Regions from separate parts of the Homo sapiens genome. Here region 1 is linked to region 2. The links are chromatin loops, found by intact Hi-C in ENCODE. Cell type or tissue: mammary epithelial cell. All regions are shown on one strand. Links, peaks and the distances in the headings refer to the core of each region. The heading gives the core; the rest is flanking DNA.

Region 1 (8,331 bases), core at 74-8,073, 110 kb after region 2:
GTCATTATTACCATGACCACAGTATCAACGACTGCGGCCCATGTGGCTTTCTCCCTATGAACATTTCTATTGTGTGCAAATCAACTTTCGAAACTGGTTTCCTCAGACTTCTGGCTGCTTCCTTCCTGCACATGTGTCCTGTCTCCTTGACGATGCTAACCACAGCTCCCTGCACGCACCTTCAGTCATTAGCAGGGCCTCAGTCATTAGCAGGGCCACAGGCATCTGTCTCTCTATTTTGGGCTTTAGGAAATTTCCCCCCAATCAGACACAGATTCAATTGAAGATCAAAAAAGGTGTGAAGTGTGACACGACAAACAGCCAGATCTCGATTTCACGAAGGCCACATCCACGCGGCACAAAGTGGTCACGTGGTGGCGGCGACCCATTCCACCAGGGCGGGCGGCCTGTGCTAACGGCCGAGGCATTCGGTTTTCCAAGGTCTGTTGAAGAGCACGATGCGTCCTGAGTCTTACCTTGGTGAGATGGGCCCACACAGGGCAACACAGCAGTTGGTAAAGATATTTCCGTAGCTGTAGGGATTGTAATTTTCTTTACCTCTTTTATTTGACCAGGATCCTTTAATCTGAAAGAAAAGGAAAGTCAGTAACAAGCAATATCTTCCACACCAACGCACAGTTGAGGTGAGCTGGACCATGAGAGGCTCATAAAGAATGCAAATCATCTTTAATCCAAAGAAATGGAGGTATTTTTCTTAAAGAAAACGGGCATTTACTCCAAACTTGGAAATGTCCTAAAACAGCAGGTTAGAATAGGGAAAGAATAACATTCTCAGGGACAGTCATCTTTTATTTGTACCACATGGTACTAAAAGGCCATCTCATATAAGCCAGCAGAGATTTTTTTCATACTCACATTTAGTGCCCTAAATAATAATTAAATGAATGGTAGGTGAAATGGTTCCCCTAATTGCTAATTTACAGACTGAAATAATTCAGCCTCTTCTTGTGACCAAAATGGTCTGTTTTGCATATTCTAATATTTGTAGCTACCAAGTACAAATAACTGTATTAATATTCTCTTATCTCATGTGTCTTATCACAACCTATTTTCTCAAGCTTTTGTTTAAGGTAACTGGACCTATCCTGAGACATTTAATTCAAGTGTGGATAGAGACTTCTATCAAAATCTAAGTATAAAGAGCAAAGAGGACCACGCTGCTCTGGAAACATTCTCTAACATTTTGTTTCCTCTTTTTTTTTTTTTTTTTTGAGATGGAGTGTCGCTCTGTCACCCAGGCTGGAGTGCAGTGGCGCTATCTCAGCTCACTGCAACCTCTGCCTCCTGGGTTCAAGCGATTCTCTGGTCTCAGCCTCCTGAATAGCTGGGATTACAAGCGCCTGCCACCACACCCGGCTCATTTTTTTGTATTTTTAGTGGAGACGGGATTTCACTGTGTTAGCCGGGATGGCCTCGATCTCCTGACCTCGTGATCCGCCTGCCTCGGCCTCCCGAAGTGCTGGGATTACAGGCATGAGCCACCGCGCCCGGCCTTGTTTCCTATTTTCATACTTCCTCTCCATCTGTATTAAGTGCAGGCAGATAATCCTGAATAAAAAAGTTAAATTTTGGGTCAGGGCAATTTCCTCCCACAGAGACATTAAATATGAAAGGCAGACTCAAACGTTCACTCCAAGATGTTGGCCCGCCATGGTCTCTACCAGGGGAAGTGTGATAAGAAGCTTACGAAACCATTTCAAAGGAATACAAAGAACACTCTCTTCAGGGCCAGAAATGGGTGTTGCTTGGCCAATCTTAGTAACTAATGGATGTGGTCGGAAAAACAGAGAACGTGGAGATTCCCAGAAGAGAAACGTGCAGAACGGCAGGTGGAGAAGTTTCCACGGCACCGTCTCTGTTCCCAAGGGCTCACATCTGGAACGGGATGTATGGGAAAAGCTGGGCTCAACCTTTTCTTTCCTTTTTCTCCTCCATTGCCCAAAACCCAAGAACACGCCCGTGTCCCGTGTGGTCAGGAACTTACGTCCTCATTTGTTGTCTGGTTGGAGCTGATCAAGTAGGTGTGGAATCCTGAGAGGCCAACGATGGACCAGACAGAGAAGAAGCACACCACAGCCTCCAGGACGGTGATGCGAGTCAAGGAGGCAAGCGGAAGTGAGGGACCGCGCAAGAAGTGGATGTGATGGAGGCCTGGAACCGAAACACCCCCGGGCACAGGCCTCTCTCTAGTTGCTGGCCTCTCTCTCACCCGGCCTTGCCTTGCTTCCTGCTCTTCCGGGAATTTCGTCTAACCAGATGGAGGCCTCCGTCAGGGCAGGGGGTGTCACCTGCCCCGGCGTGGAGCAGCCTCTGTGGCTCCGTGATGCCTGGAGGGTTTCCTGGGCATCACCTACTCACTTCTTTCCTCTGACTTCTACTTGAACTTCACCTTTTTCTGTGCCTCACTGTGGAGCCAGCGACTGTGGCATCCTGATCAGGAAGCACACTGGTTTGAGTTGGCTGCAGCTCAGGCTCTGGGTGAAAGGACGACATATTGACTCGCACATCAATCACAGACTCTAATTTTGGCTTCTGAATGCTGAGGACTGCAGTGCCAACAGGCGTCTCCCCTGAGGAGAATGGCTTCTGAGGCCCAGAAAGCCCTCTGCTTTAGTGGACGGCCTCTTCTCTGCTTACAGAGAAGGGGAAGAAGGAAAAATAAGCCCCTGAACCGGCGGTGGGATTTCTCGGAGTGACGTCAGGGTGAGGGGTATTTTTACCTGGGGGAGTTTTCTCAGCCCTTCAGCCAACCCCTGACCTATAAGGCCATCCTCAGCTGCTTGATAGGCAGCTGGGAACCACGAGTTCTCGCAGGACATAGAGAGAGAGGAAGTCAAGAGTTCCACAAGACGTGTCCAACACAAAGGGAAAAAGCTTGGTGCTCTTCAGCAGATCAGATCCATCACCCGAGAGTGTGGCAATGTGAAAAGGCCAGAGACTTTTTCTGTCCCACAAATGTTTATAACATTCTATTTACAGGATACAGATATTTCTCAGGGGGAAAAATCCATTCATCCTGGGTCTGGGAGTTTACACATACATCTGGCATCCGCTATCGATACATTACAGGATGGAGAAAGAAACGCGCCTGCTCTCCTAATGTTTCCGAGGATGAATGCCATATACATCATGCTGGAACATGTCAGTGATGATCTTCTCCAGGCTGGAGATAATTCATCTTTAGACCAGAGGGCTGAGCACATTACCCAGTGCGGTGCCGTGGTCTGCTGTGCCATGGTTAACCGATGCCACCATCTGGGCATACAAGGCTGCACACAAAACAGGAGTGAATGGGCTTCTGCCTGTTGACTGACTTTCAACATCGCACTAAACCACTGGGTCTGCTCTAGAAGGAGACGGTAGCGGGGAGTGGTAGGGAACCAGAGAGACACAGGAAGGCAGACCCCCTACCCACAGCTGCTGCCAGCCTAGGCAACCCCTGCTGGGCAAATGGCTACAGTGGGGGCTCTGTGTGCACATGGGGACACATGGATGGTGGCCCAGGCAGCAAAGATGGTCTCATTCTCAACTGCCTTCCCACAGAACGGGGCTAAAGAGGCCCCTCTCTCCACCCACATCCCCCCTGCCAGGAGGGGACAGACTTGGGAGGCAACTCCCCTGGGATTCAGGCCATGCACTGGCTGGAAAGAAGAGGTGAAGTAGAGTCCAGGGAACACAATGCGGGAGCCAGTGGGAAGACTGAGTCAGGAAAGCTGGGGTGTGTGAGAGGGAGATGACATTAGACACTAGTGATGGGTTTGGATCAGCTACAAGGAAGACAAGAGACAGAAAGAGGAGGGGACACATGGAACGGAAACAAGAAATAGCCAGGGTAGAAAAGAATCAAGAACAGAACCAGATTTATTTACTGAATAATACATGAAGAACCAAACTGCAATCCTAGAAATACTTATGTGTCACCAAGAGTTTACGACCCAGGTAGAATGATGGCAAAGTCAAAATGCATATAACATTCCTATGTATGAACCATATGAAACCTGGCATGTACGAGCAGTGACAATCCCAGACTGAAAGTGGCTGCAGCTCCTTTGACAATGTCAACTATGCTCCTTACCCTCATCGGGAGGCATCATAGCCAGCGGATATAGAATTCTAAAGGTTTATAGCAACAATAAAAAAATACAGCATATATATATATATATATATATATATTTGAGATGAAGTTTTGCTTTTGTTGCCCAGGCTGGAGTACAGTGGCATGATCTCAGCTCACTGCAACCTCCGCCTCCCAGGTTCAAGTGATTCTGCTGCCTCAGCCTCCCGAGTAGCTGGGATTACAGGTGCCCACCACCATGCATGGCTAAGTTTTGTATTTTTAGTAGAGACGGGGTTTCACCATGTTGGCCAGGCTGGTCTCGGACTCCTGACCTCAGGTGATCCTCCCAAAGTGCTGGGATTACAGGTGTGAGCCACCATGCCCGGCCAGCTTTTCTATTAATATCTCATGTGCTTTAGACACATTTTGTAAATTGCAGAATGCAGTTCCACTGTCAGCTTGCAGCTGTGTCAAAATGACATGAATCCAAAGTAGGATGCGAGATGCAAGATGCAGCCTGCTGGCACTACCCACACCCTGGGACCCAGCTGACTCAGGAGGTCTCAAGGAACCGTCAGCATCATCATTCATAACAATGGCTGGCATCACTGGGGTGTGTCAGGTCCTGTTCTGCTTAAACCTCAGAGTGACCCAGGGAGAAGCATGACTCCCTCTTAACACACAGGGAAACTGAGGCAGAAAGCAATGAAGTAATTTGCTTGAGAAATAGCAGAGCTAGGACTTGAATGCCGGAAGTCTGCTCTGCTGGGATGACAGAAGAGTCTTAGGCTGGTCCCCTTCCTAATTCTTGCCAAGGGGCAGGTGGCCCTAGACCTACCCCAACCCCCTGCTTCTCCAGGATTCGCGAACCTGTGGCAGCTGACATGGTTTGTTCCCTTTCACATCCACTCTCAGACTCAGATACAGATATACAGACACACATTCCTTACTGGCCCACTGGCTATATGCTGAAAATATCTATGCCATAATAAGGTCAAGAAACAGAAATTTCTTTTAAAGGTATCAAAACCCATTTACCGTCTTTTTTTAGAAAGAGAAAGGAGAGGAAACAACCCAATTCTACTGGAAGCCAATTTCATAAGCAGCTGGGACTTTGTTTACTGCATCGAGGATGGGTTTCAAATCATAGCAGCTACCACTGCACCTCTGTCTCCCCCACAACCCCTGCTAAGAAAGTTTGTCCCCGTTGTGGCCAGAAGGATGGCTTTACATTCCCCACAGCCCTAGCCTAAGAGGTTGCACACTGCGGTACTCACTAAACGTTTGTGGAATTGAAAAACTCTGACAAGCACTGCTCTGCAGAGACCCTTCTCTCGAGTTCCTGCCTAATCCCAGAAGTGCAGGCTCTGTGTCCTTCTATGCACCCAGCCCTGCACTGGGGACAGGACAGGGCAGGGAAGGACCAGCTTCCTGCCCTAAGGGAATAGGGGCTCTGTTTGCAGCAGGAAGGTACGTAAGGGAAGAAGGTTGTGCAGGAGGCAGAATGGTTAGGATGCGTCAGTATTTGGAGGATCACAAAAGGTGAGAGATCATGGGACCACATATGTTACATGTCCAGAATTCCCGGATTCCAGAATGGCCAGGGAGATGATGTCCTTGCTCTCATTCAAATACAATGTGGGCTTGTGCATTCTTGTGTTTTAAAATTTTTTTAGTTCTAATTTCCAACATGATAACTATCTATCTATCTATCTATCTATCTATCTATCTATCTATCTATCTTCAAAATATACACAAAAGCTCTTTGGCGGTCCTTAATAATTTTTCAATGTGTAAAGGAGTCTTGAGACCAAAAAGTTTGAGACTTGCTGGAACAGAATAATGAAATAGTAAGTGGAGTTGGGACACTTCATTAAACATTTAGAAAAAAATAAAGCTAGAACTTCAGCTTGCACCACATCCACAAAATTATCTGATAGATAAATTACTGCACCAAACGTAAGAAACACAATATAAAGGTATTTGAGGAAGATTAAGGCAACATTCATGTAACTTTGGGGTAAGGATATAAGACACAAACCGAGGAGCCACGTAGTATGAGATTGACAGATTGTGTTCATTAATAAACACTTCCGTGTAAAAAAGTAAAGTTAAAAGGTAAATGTTGGATTTGGAGATTGGCAAAGGATGCTTAAGAGATTATTATTATTATTATTTTTGAGAAACATAAAGAACCCCTACATGTTCGTAGAAAAAGAACAAATAACTCAACTGATACATGGACATGTACTGGCATACATTGTGATAAGAAAAAATAAGGCCCATGAACATAAAGAGAGGTACAATCTATTATCCAGAAAATGGAAATTAAAACAGTGTAATATTTTTCTTTTCATCGAATTGGCCAAAATGACAAGACTGTTCACAGCCAGTGCCATAAAGGTGTGGGGACACAGGAGCACAGACTTGTCCAGTGTCTTAAGAGGAGCATTTGGCATCCCTATCGACATTTAAATGTGCTTCCCTTCAACTCAGAGATGGCACACCCATTGTCAACCCTAGAGACACAGTAATATGTGCACATAGAGATACACAGAAGAAAATTCACTACTTCATTTCTTGAACAGTAAAAAAAATTAAATCTAATATCCATCAACAGAAGACTAAACTATAGTTCATCTACACTGTGGAATTCTACGAAATAGTTAAAAAAATGAGGTAGATCTATGTATCATCATGGAAACATCTCCAGGAAATATTTTAAAAAGTCAAATTGTGGAACCATGCAAAAAAAAGAGTCCTTTTTAGGTAAAGTCCTCCCACCCCCGTATCAGCATATGTGTATGATGCACACGGATGTATTCAAACTCTAAGACCATCTGGAAGGACACACCAAAGCTGGCAAGGGTTCCTACAGCAGAACGGAGGAAGGGTCAAGAGAAACACTTTCTTTTTGCTCTTGTATTTCTGGACCATTGGGGATTTTTTACAACGAGAACATATTCTCGTAGGACTTGGGTGCTTTGAAAAAGCAAACAACCTCCTTCCCACCTTGTGGTCTTATGAGACACAATCTGATGCTTTTTCTTCCTGACCCTCCCTCAGTGGGGCTGGTTAGGGGTAGCAGGAAGTATCTCAGTCCCCTGGTGGGAGGGAGGGTGGTAGTTGGGAGAACTGGGCTCCAGCTCTGGACACCCCTGAGTAAGTCATTCACTTCTCAGCACAGCTGCAGCTGGAAGCAGCCTAAGGACACCTGTCCTACCTACTTTCTGGGGTCCCTCTCAGGATCAGCAGGTATCAGGATGGACAAGTTGGAAAAGACCTGTGCTGCCTTCGTGATTTTCCCGTTGTGGTGTCCTTTCTGTGGGCCAACCTGGAGCCTCCTAGAAAATTCCATTAAAACAGACCATGTGTATTAGGCCACTGTGCCTTTCAGATGGGTCAGTGTCCAGTGAATGCAACTTGGGGATGAAAACGCTTTCTGTCACAGCCTCTGCAAATGGAGAATCAATCAACATTTGATTTACCAACCACAAAAAACTCTCCACATTTTAAGAGAGCTGAACAATAAGTCATGATTAAAAATGGCTGTAATCCCTTTAATTGGATGTTAATGCTACATTACATTGAAATGAGTGTTGATAGGCAGGGCTTCCCCTTTTGGGGTCTTCCTCAGGGAGGCCCAGGGCCCCTGTGGCTCCCCAGCAGGTGTTTCTGAGGGTTTTGGCCTCCGCGAATCGGAGAAGCCAAGGCGGCATCACCACATGGCTTCCCGGACAGGCACCTGACAGGTAACATTTCCTATGAGGCTGCGACATTCTCATTGATAAGCAGCTGATTTTTCCCTCCTTCCACATTACATGCAGGCAACTAAAGAAAGGACCTTCAGGTCACTCTAGGCCAATGGGGAGACTCATGTGTGTTATCTTTTAGATTCTTTTTGTAAACATATCTTAGACAGAACTCACCACGGCTCCCCAAATTGGCACTAGCTGTATCCCCCTTCCAGCGCAACCCTTTCCCCCAGGCACTCTTGGCAGAACGCTCCTACTCCTCCGCCCTCACCCCTCCCCAGGCACGGATCCCACTGCCCTGCTTCTCCCTACTGAGCTGTCCCTCTGCCACCGATTTCCCCCGTGGGGGCCTTTCCTCTGCAAACATCTGTTCCACTCTGTTGTGTCCCCTGATGCAAGATAAATGTTCTTGCCGGGTGCAGTGGCTCACGCCTGTAATCCCAGCACTTTGGGAGGCCGAGGTGGATCACTTGAGGTCAGGAGTTCAAGACTAGCCTG
Region 2 (8,331 bases), core at 94-8,093:
CACCCTGTGGCCTGGTTTTAATGGTGTGCTAGTAAATGTGCACAACAGGCTCTCTGGAAGAAGAGTCCTGAAATGTACATTTGCCAATTTCTGTGGTGTAAATACTGCCCCCATGGCCAATTTCCAGCTGTCAGTAAGAAGTCACTGAACGCAGAGGTGGAAAGAGATGTGCAGCAGAACAGGGTTATATAATGCTTCCTCCACTCAGACACGCAGATGTAAATAACCTTGATGGCCCGGGCGTGGTGGCTCACGCCTGTAATCCCAGCATTTTGGGAGGCCAAGGTGGGCAGATCACGAGGTCAGGAGATTGAGACCATCCTGGCCAACATGGTGAAACCCCATCTCTACTGAAAAAAAGATAAAAAAAATTAGCCAGTGTGGTGGTGCACGCCTGTAGTCCCAGCTACTCGGGAGGCTGAGGCAGGGGAATTGCTTGAACCTGGGAGGTGGAAGTTGCAGTGAGCCAAGTTCACACCACTGTACTCCAGCTGGGAAACACAGCAAGACTCCATCTAAAAAAGAAAACAAAAAACAAACAAACAAACAAAAAAAACAAACTTTGATGGCATAGGTAATAGTAAAGTGTAGATCACTAGGAAGTGATGAGCTTTAAGTGTTTATTACTTTTGTTTTTAGTATAATCTATTCAATTTGTAAGTTTATATCATTAAACTTTTATTTATTTTTCTTATTTATTTCTATATTTATTTGGAGACAGGGTCTCCCTCTGTTGCCCAGGCTAGAGTGCAGTGGCATGATCATGGCTCACTTCAGCCTCAACCACCTGGACTCAAAGCTCACACCTCAGCCTCTTGAGTAGCTGGGACTACAGGCGCCCGCCACCATGCCCAGCTAATTTTTGTATTTTTACTAGAGACAGGGTTTCACCATATTGGCCATGCTGACCTCAAACTCCTGACCTCAAGTGATCCACCAGCCTCAGCCTCCCAAAGTGTTGGGATTACAGGCATAAACCACTGCGCCTGACCCATTTAATTTTTAATAATGGCTGTGTTTAACAACCAGCTTGCAAATTTCCTGAAAATTTAACCATGAGTGCTCCTGGGCCCATCAGGGCCAGCTCTAGCATGTCACAGCCTGGTTTGGCTCTCAGGCCCCATCTTTGCATGGCTTCAGCTAGATGTCATGGTCCCCTGCCCGCAGCCTGCATGACTCAGAATTCCTACCAGCCAGGGCCGTGTGACTTCTGACGTCCAGGTTGCCAAATTCAATAGGTAAATTTCACTCCTTATTCTACTTGGCCTCCCAGAGACTCCTGTCTTTTGAAACTCTCAACACCATCATTGTTCCTTGCTATGATTTTAAACCTTCTCTGAGGGCACAGGTTCCTCTGCTGGCCCTTCAGCTGTTGGTGTTTTTCAGGACCTGAGGTCTTCTTCCACTGTCCTCACTGGGAACGTGAATGCCGCTGCTTCCCAGATCCCTGCCTTCAGTTCAGGTCTCCCTGTTGAACTCAGGTCTCATCTGTGCAACTTCCTGCTGCACAGCTTCCTGTGACCATCTCTCAGGCGTCTCCTACTCAACAGGTTCCATCATCCCTACCTGTCTTGCTCACGCAGGCATCCATGCTAGCGTTCACCCCATAAATACTTCTCAGACACCCATTACCTGCTAGTCACTACACGTGCTGACCATACAGCTGTGACTCAGCCACAGTCCCACCCTCATGGGGCTTATCCAGGGGACATGGTGTCACCATGTGCCCAGTGACCCCAGCCAGAGCCTTCAGTCATCCTTACCCCTGACCTCTCCCACTTACCATTGTTTAGTTGGTAGATTTGATCTGTTCTTCTTCCTGCCCAACTCCGGAAGCCTCCCCTTCCTCTGCCCCCACCAAGAGTGTCTTTTCCCCAGGCCCTTGTCATTTTGCTCTGGGATCATCGGGAAGCTCCTCACTGCTCTCCTATCCCCAGACTTGCCGCTCTCGAATCCATTCTCCATGCTGCTAGAGTAATGATATTTCTGAAATCACATTTATGATATTGCCATTTCCCTGTATAATATTCTCCCAAAGACCCTCATAGCATTCCATGTAACATCTAGCCTCCTTGGCATGGTAGAAAAGGCCTTTTAGGTGACCTGGCCTCATCTGCTTCTTTTTTCTTTCTTTTCTTTTTCCTTCCTTCCTCTCTTTTTTCTTTCTTTCTTTCTCTCTTTCTCTTTCCTTCTTTCCTTCCTTCCTTTCTTCTTTCTTTTCTTTTCTTTTTTGATAGGGTCTTGCTCTGAAGACCTTGGAGGCTGGAGTGCAGCAGTGAGATCACACCTCACTGTAACTTTGAACTCCTGGGCTCAAGTGATCCTCCTGCCTCAGCCTCCTGAGTAAGTGGGACTACAGGCATGCACCACCATGGCCGGCTAATTTTTAATTTCTTTTTGTGGAGACGAGGTCCTGCTATGTTGCCCAAGCTCCTCAAACTCCTGGCCTCCCCATCTGCTTCTTAGTCTTCTTGTTACCATTCCTCCTGAGACCTACGCTCCAGCTGTGGGGACATTTCTCAGGCCTACCCCCTATGCTGGTGCCAACCCCTTCACCCAGAATCCCTCCACCCGACGCCAGCCCTAGCCCCTATTCCTTTCTTTGATTGCCTGCTCCTAGTCATCCTTCAAAGCTTGGTTCAGCTGCAAGCTTCCCAGTATGGCTGTGCAAGGGGCATTGCAAAGAGGTGGAGGGTGCCCTGTGCACATCTGAGGTCACTGTAGATTATGACAATTTTCTGGTACATAGTGATAAAATGAATGGTGCCACTGAGGTCATCAGCAGGGCAACTTCTGTCACTTCCTCCTGGAAATGTTCACTGGCCCTCCCAGTTTGCGTTGGGTGACTCTTCTCTGTCATGGCCATGTCATACCAAACTGTGACTGTTTATTAGTATCCATGCTCTTTTGGAGGATGAGCTCTTGGAGGACAGGACCGTGTCCTTCCCTTCTGTATACCTGGCACAAGAACTGATGGGCAGTCCGTGAAGGTTTGTTGAGTGAATGAGCGTGTCCCCGGTAACAGAGTGCCGTGGATAAGGCCCCAGGATCCTGAGTTAGAATCCTGGTGCTGCCTCTCCCATGCAGGGTGACTTAGACACAGCACTCCACAAGTAGCCACCCCATACCTCATACAAAGAGTATGGGGCTCAAGTGAGAAAGTGGCTGCCAAGCACTGAGGGAATGCATGGTGATTCTTACGACTGAATATTTTCCAGTGCTGAAGCTGCTTCTGTGTTGTGCTTCCTAGTCCACTTTTCTGGACTCCCTCTCTCGGTTTGTTTATTATTATTTTAATCCTCCTGAGTTTTACTAGAGAGGCAGCACCATCTTGGTAAATATCTTAACTGCCAGCTCCTGGTGGGGGGAGGGGGTGGAAGTTGAAGTGGAATTCAGTGCAGTGATGTGTGAGATAATGGAACACACACACATTACAGCTAAAGTCCAAGGGAAAGGCTGTCAGAATTAGCTGGATTCTCCCGGCGTCCTCTCTGCACCGGGGCTTGCGATCTGGCCCTCGGCCGCAGGTTGGCACAGCCTGCTTTGTTGCTGAGATGCCCAGTTTCCTCTCGCTCCTGCCCTCTGCTGGCCGGAATCAGATTCTTTCCCGCATATTTGACTCTGTTGCCTCTGGGGATCCGCCTGGGGATCCGCCTGCGTCTCGGGGGCCTGGTTTTCTTTGCTTATTCACTTGCTTGCTGGAGTGTCTATTCCCTGCTTGCTGCATTAGAAGCTATGGGGTACACAAGTGATGCTGGTCCTCAAAGTCCACCTTCAAGGAGCAAGAAATTTGGATAATCTTGGAGAAGCAGAAGCCAGGACCTCAATCCAGAACTCTGTGCCTGGAGCAATGAAGGAGTTATTGTCCCCAGACATGGCACACCAGATTGCAAATTTATAAAGACAGGGAATCATACTTATGTAGAGCTTCGCAATTTACAGAGCACCAAGACATACATTTTCCAATTTAACTCTTTTTTTTTTTTTAGACAGAGTCTCACTCTGTTGCCCAGCTAGAGTGCAGAGTGCAGAGGAACAATCACAGCTCACTGCAACCTCCACCTCCTGGGTTCAAGCAATCCTCCTGCCTCAGCCCCCCAAGTACTTGGGTCTACAGGCACTTGCCACCACGCCCAGCCAATTTTTGTATTTTTTGTAGAGACAGGGTTTCACCATGTTGCCCAGGCTGGTCTTGAACTCCTGACCTCAAGTGATCTGCTTACCTCAGCCTCCCAAAGTGTAGGGATTACAGGCATGAGCCACCATGCCTAGCTAATTTAACCCTTTCAAGCAAACCACTGAGGATGGTATTAATGAAATAAAATAGAAATTGTGTTGGGAGACTGACATTTACTGTCATCAGATGTGATTACTGGCAAACATCTTGTTAGTCAGCTGATGTTATGTCTCACCTCAAAGGACACACTTGATGGGTGGGTGGGGGAAAGCCAGTAAGCCAGGAGTTTCAAAGGAACACTGTGTGGTCTGACCCACACTGTCTTTCCGTAGCATCTGAACTTTCTGTCCCTGCCTCTCCAGCAATGTCTGAGAAGATCAAAGTCTGAGGAGACAGATGTGACTCCTGGAGAGGCATCCAATGGGTAGTTCTCCACTTCTGCCTTGCAACCGTGATCCCAGAAATTCTGAAAGGGCACTTTTAGGATTAAAAGCATTTAGCTTCGTTTCTTCCTTTGTAGGAATGGAAAATCAAAATCACTCTGAAGTCGTGGTTTCTTTTAAGATGCAAAACAACTCCTTTCAAGCCATTGCTTTTAAATCTCTCACATTCAAGCTTAAATCAGTGAGTGACATTGTCACCGTATAATCCGACTGAGTTAAATCGAATAGTGGGAAAGTGGCCTTTTCTTTCTTTAATCTTTGACAAAATAAGGCAAATTCTAAAATTATGCCCAACAGTCTATCAGTAGTCTTTGTTGTTCCACATGTTCAAAGAGAAATGTCTATAAACTCTCAGCTGGTGTTTTTCTAACCCGGAGGCATTCTCTTCCCTACCAGGAAGGGAGGAGTGACTAACATATGATGCTGAGAGAGGCCACTAGGAAAGAGATGGCTGAGAGGGAGAATTTCTCCCGGTGTCAGAGGCATGCGAACCAGAGCAACTCCATCTTGAATACAGAGCTGGGTAAAATGAGGCGGAGACCTACTGGGCTGCATTCCCAGACTGTTAAGGCATTCTAAGTCACAAGATGAGATAAGAGGTCAGCACAAGATGCAGGTCATAAAGACCTTGCTGATAAAGCAGGTTGCAGTAAAGAAGCCGGCCCTATCTCACCAAGACCAAGATGGCCACGAGAGTGACCTCTGGTCGTCCTCACTGCTACACTCCCACCTGCACCATGACAGTTTACAAGTGCCATGGCAATGTCAGGAAGTTACCCTGCATGGTCTAAAAAGGGGAGACATGAGATTCACCCCTTGTTTAGCATATCATCAAGAAACAACCATAAAAATGGGCAACCAGCAGCCCTCGGGGCTGCTCTGTCTATGGAGTAGCCATTCTTTATTCCTTTACTTTCTTAATACACTTGCTTTCACTTTATTCTATGGACTCACCCTGAATTCTTTCTTGCACAAGATCCAAGAACCCTCTCTTGGGATCTGGATCAGGACCCCTTTCCTGTAACACCTGCACTGCTATTCCGACCATAGTCTTGGATGCTTTGAGGTTGTGATAGCTGCACAGGTGAGAGGGAGAGCCCTCACTCAGAAATTTTGCTCTCGAAACTCAGAGGCACAGAGCAGACTTAGGACGTGCTGATGTCCACGCTCACAACATGCATGTTGCTCAGTTCATACAATGTGTGACGCACGTCAGACAGACCCACCTTCAACAAAGCACTTTTATGTCTCAAAACAGGAAGCATCCAAAAAATGCAGCCACCCAACTGCTTCCTTCCAGTAGAATCCTCCTCTTGTCCAGGTTTCTATCCTATCTGTGCTTCCCATTTTCTGTCCTAGAAGTGAAACTGCCTTTGCAAAATTATGACTGAGACAGTGAGAGAGATCTAACTTAACCGACTGCATCTTGCTTCTCACCTCCAAGCTGTCTGTGTTCATTCCTGGGCGTAAGCTGAACTAACTTTGGGAGAAACTTAGTTTATAGTTTAAACAAAGACACTAATAGCTCTTTGCCAAAGCAGACCTCCTTCTTGCTTGGAGACTAGATTGCCTTTGTAGGACTAACATTAGCCACAAGATTAGAAATTATGATTTAGGAGTCGTGCAGCTGGAGGCTACAAGATTCTGACCCTCCCTAAACTGCTCCTAGAAATCAGTGCTTGAGATATATTTGCAGACCCTGCACTTGATGGATCAGCTGGCACCACCCCATCAATAAACTGGCTCACCTGATCTTGTGGCTCCCACCTAGGAACTGATTCAGCACAAGACAGCTTTGACTCCCCATGATTTCATCTCTGACCAACCAGTACTCCTGGCTTACTGGCTTTCCCCCACCCACCAAATTATCTTTAAAAACTCTGCTCCCCAATGATCAGGGAGACTGATTTGAGTAATAATAAAACTCCAGTCTCCCATACAGCCGGCTCTGCGTATATTACTCTTTCTCTATTGCAATTCCCGTGTCTTGATGAATTGGCTCTGTCTAGGCAGCGGGGCAAGGTGAACCCCTTGGGCGGTTACAGAAGCAGAATCTTGATGACCCCAGGCAATTATGGTGGTCCCAGTGACTGGCTTAGGAGGGAATATGTGACCTGTTCTGGCCAATTAGACACTGGGGGAAATCTGGAGGCTTGTGGAAAGATTTTTTTCTCTTCCTTTGAAAATAGAGGGAAAAAAAAGACACAGATCCTTGTTCTTCTCTGGACTTAACCATGGCTGTTTTTAATCTCGGGATTTGGCAACCACCTTGTGATGATGAAAGGAAACAGCCCGAGGCAAAATAAGTCTATTGAGTCTGGTAGACTGAAGAAATGTAAACAACTTGGATCCTTGAAGAAATGGAAGTACCTTTTTGAGTTACTGAATTAGCCCTGAAACTGCTCTACCTGTGAACTTCTTTTTATATGAGACTAAATCCCCTTGGTTAGACCATAATGAGTTCAATCTGAAAGCATGCTAAACAAGAATCCATAATTATCTATAATCTCTATTCACAGCTGCTGTACTCCCTCTTTTTTTTTTTTTTTTTTGCCACTAAAAAGAAAACTATGGCAAGAACACTTAACATAAGATCTATCCTGTGTGGAGAAAAGAAAGAGAGATCAGACTGTTACTTTGTCTATATAGAAAGAAGTAGACATAAGAGACTCCATTTTGTTCTGTACTAAGAAAAATTCTTCTGCCTTGAGATGCTGTTAATCTGTAACCCTACCCCCAACCCTGTGCTCGCAGAAACATGGGCTGTGTCGACTCAAGGTTTAATGGATTTAGGGCTATGCAGGATGTGCTTTGTTAAACAAATGCTTCAAGGCAGCATGCTTGTTAAAAGTCATCACCACTCCCTAATCTCAAGTACCCAGGGACACAAGACACTGCGGAAGGCCGCAGGGACCTCTGCCTAGGAAAGCCAGGTATTGTCCAAGGTTTCTCCCCATGTGATAGTCTGAAATATGGCCTCATGGGAAGGGAAAGACGTGACCGTCCCCCAGCCCGACACCCGTAAAGGGTCTGTGCTGAGGAGGATTAGTAGAAGAGGAAGGCTTCTTTGCAGTTGAGATAAGAGGAAGGCATCTATCTCATGTTCGTCCCTGGGCAATGGAATGTCTCGGTGTAAAACCCGATTGTATATTCCATCTACTGAGATAGGAGAAAAACATCTTAGGGCTGGAGGTGAGACATGCTGGCAGCAATACTGCTCTTTAATGCACCGAGATGTTTTTGTATGTGCACATCAAAGCCCAGCACTTTTTCTTAACCTTGTTTATGACACAGAGACATTTGTCCACATGTTTTCCTGCTGACCCTCTCCCCACTATTACCCTATTGTCCTGCCACATCCCCCTGTCTGAGATGGTAGAGATAATGATCAATAAATACTGAGGGAACTCAGAGACTGGTGCCTGCGCAGATCCTCCATATGCTGAGTGCCAGTCCCCTCGGCCCACTTTTCTTTCTCTATACTTTGTCTCTGTGTCTCTTTCTTTTCTCAGTCTCTCGTCCCACCCGACGAGAAACAACCACAGGTGTGGAGGGGCAGGCCACCCCTTCAATCCTGTTAATTTTTTTTTTTTTGAGACAAAGTCTCACTCTGTCACCCAGACTAGAGTGCAGTAACGCAATCTCGGCTCACTGCAACCTCCGCCTCCTGGGTTCCAGCGATTCTCCTGCCTTAACCTCCAGAGCAGCTGG

Evidence for each region. Peaks named below come from ENCODE experiments on the same cell type or tissue, not always from the same donor. Only the 100,000 strongest peaks of a DNase experiment are listed, where the experiment ranks them.
Region 1: it touches region 2 in a loop (6-fold over the local background); 2 of 110 quality-filtered maps call a loop at or near these places.

Annotation. Positions count from the first base shown.
Region 1 is chr6:157,639,514-157,647,844 of GRCh38, reverse strand. ZDHHC14 (zDHHC palmitoyltransferase 14) reads right to left here. Exons shown (of 9, transcript NM_024630.3): 6 at 2,006-2,108; 7 at 477-586. Among named protein-coding and RNA genes, the nearest start is that of MIR3692, 110 kb to the right of the region's middle. RefSeq lists an enhancer at 1,724-2,224. In mammary epithelial cell, for the core only: a CTCF peak has its summit at 3,276; no DNase peak of the experiment used is centred there.
Region 2 is chr6:157,752,074-157,760,404 of GRCh38, reverse strand. No RefSeq gene overlaps it. Among named protein-coding and RNA genes, the nearest start is that of SNX9, 67 kb to the left of the region's middle. RefSeq lists silencers at 4,794-5,088, 7,314-7,608. In mammary epithelial cell, for the core only: a CTCF peak has its summit at 3,562 (motif pointing left); DNase peaks (open chromatin) are centred at 3,564 and 6,904.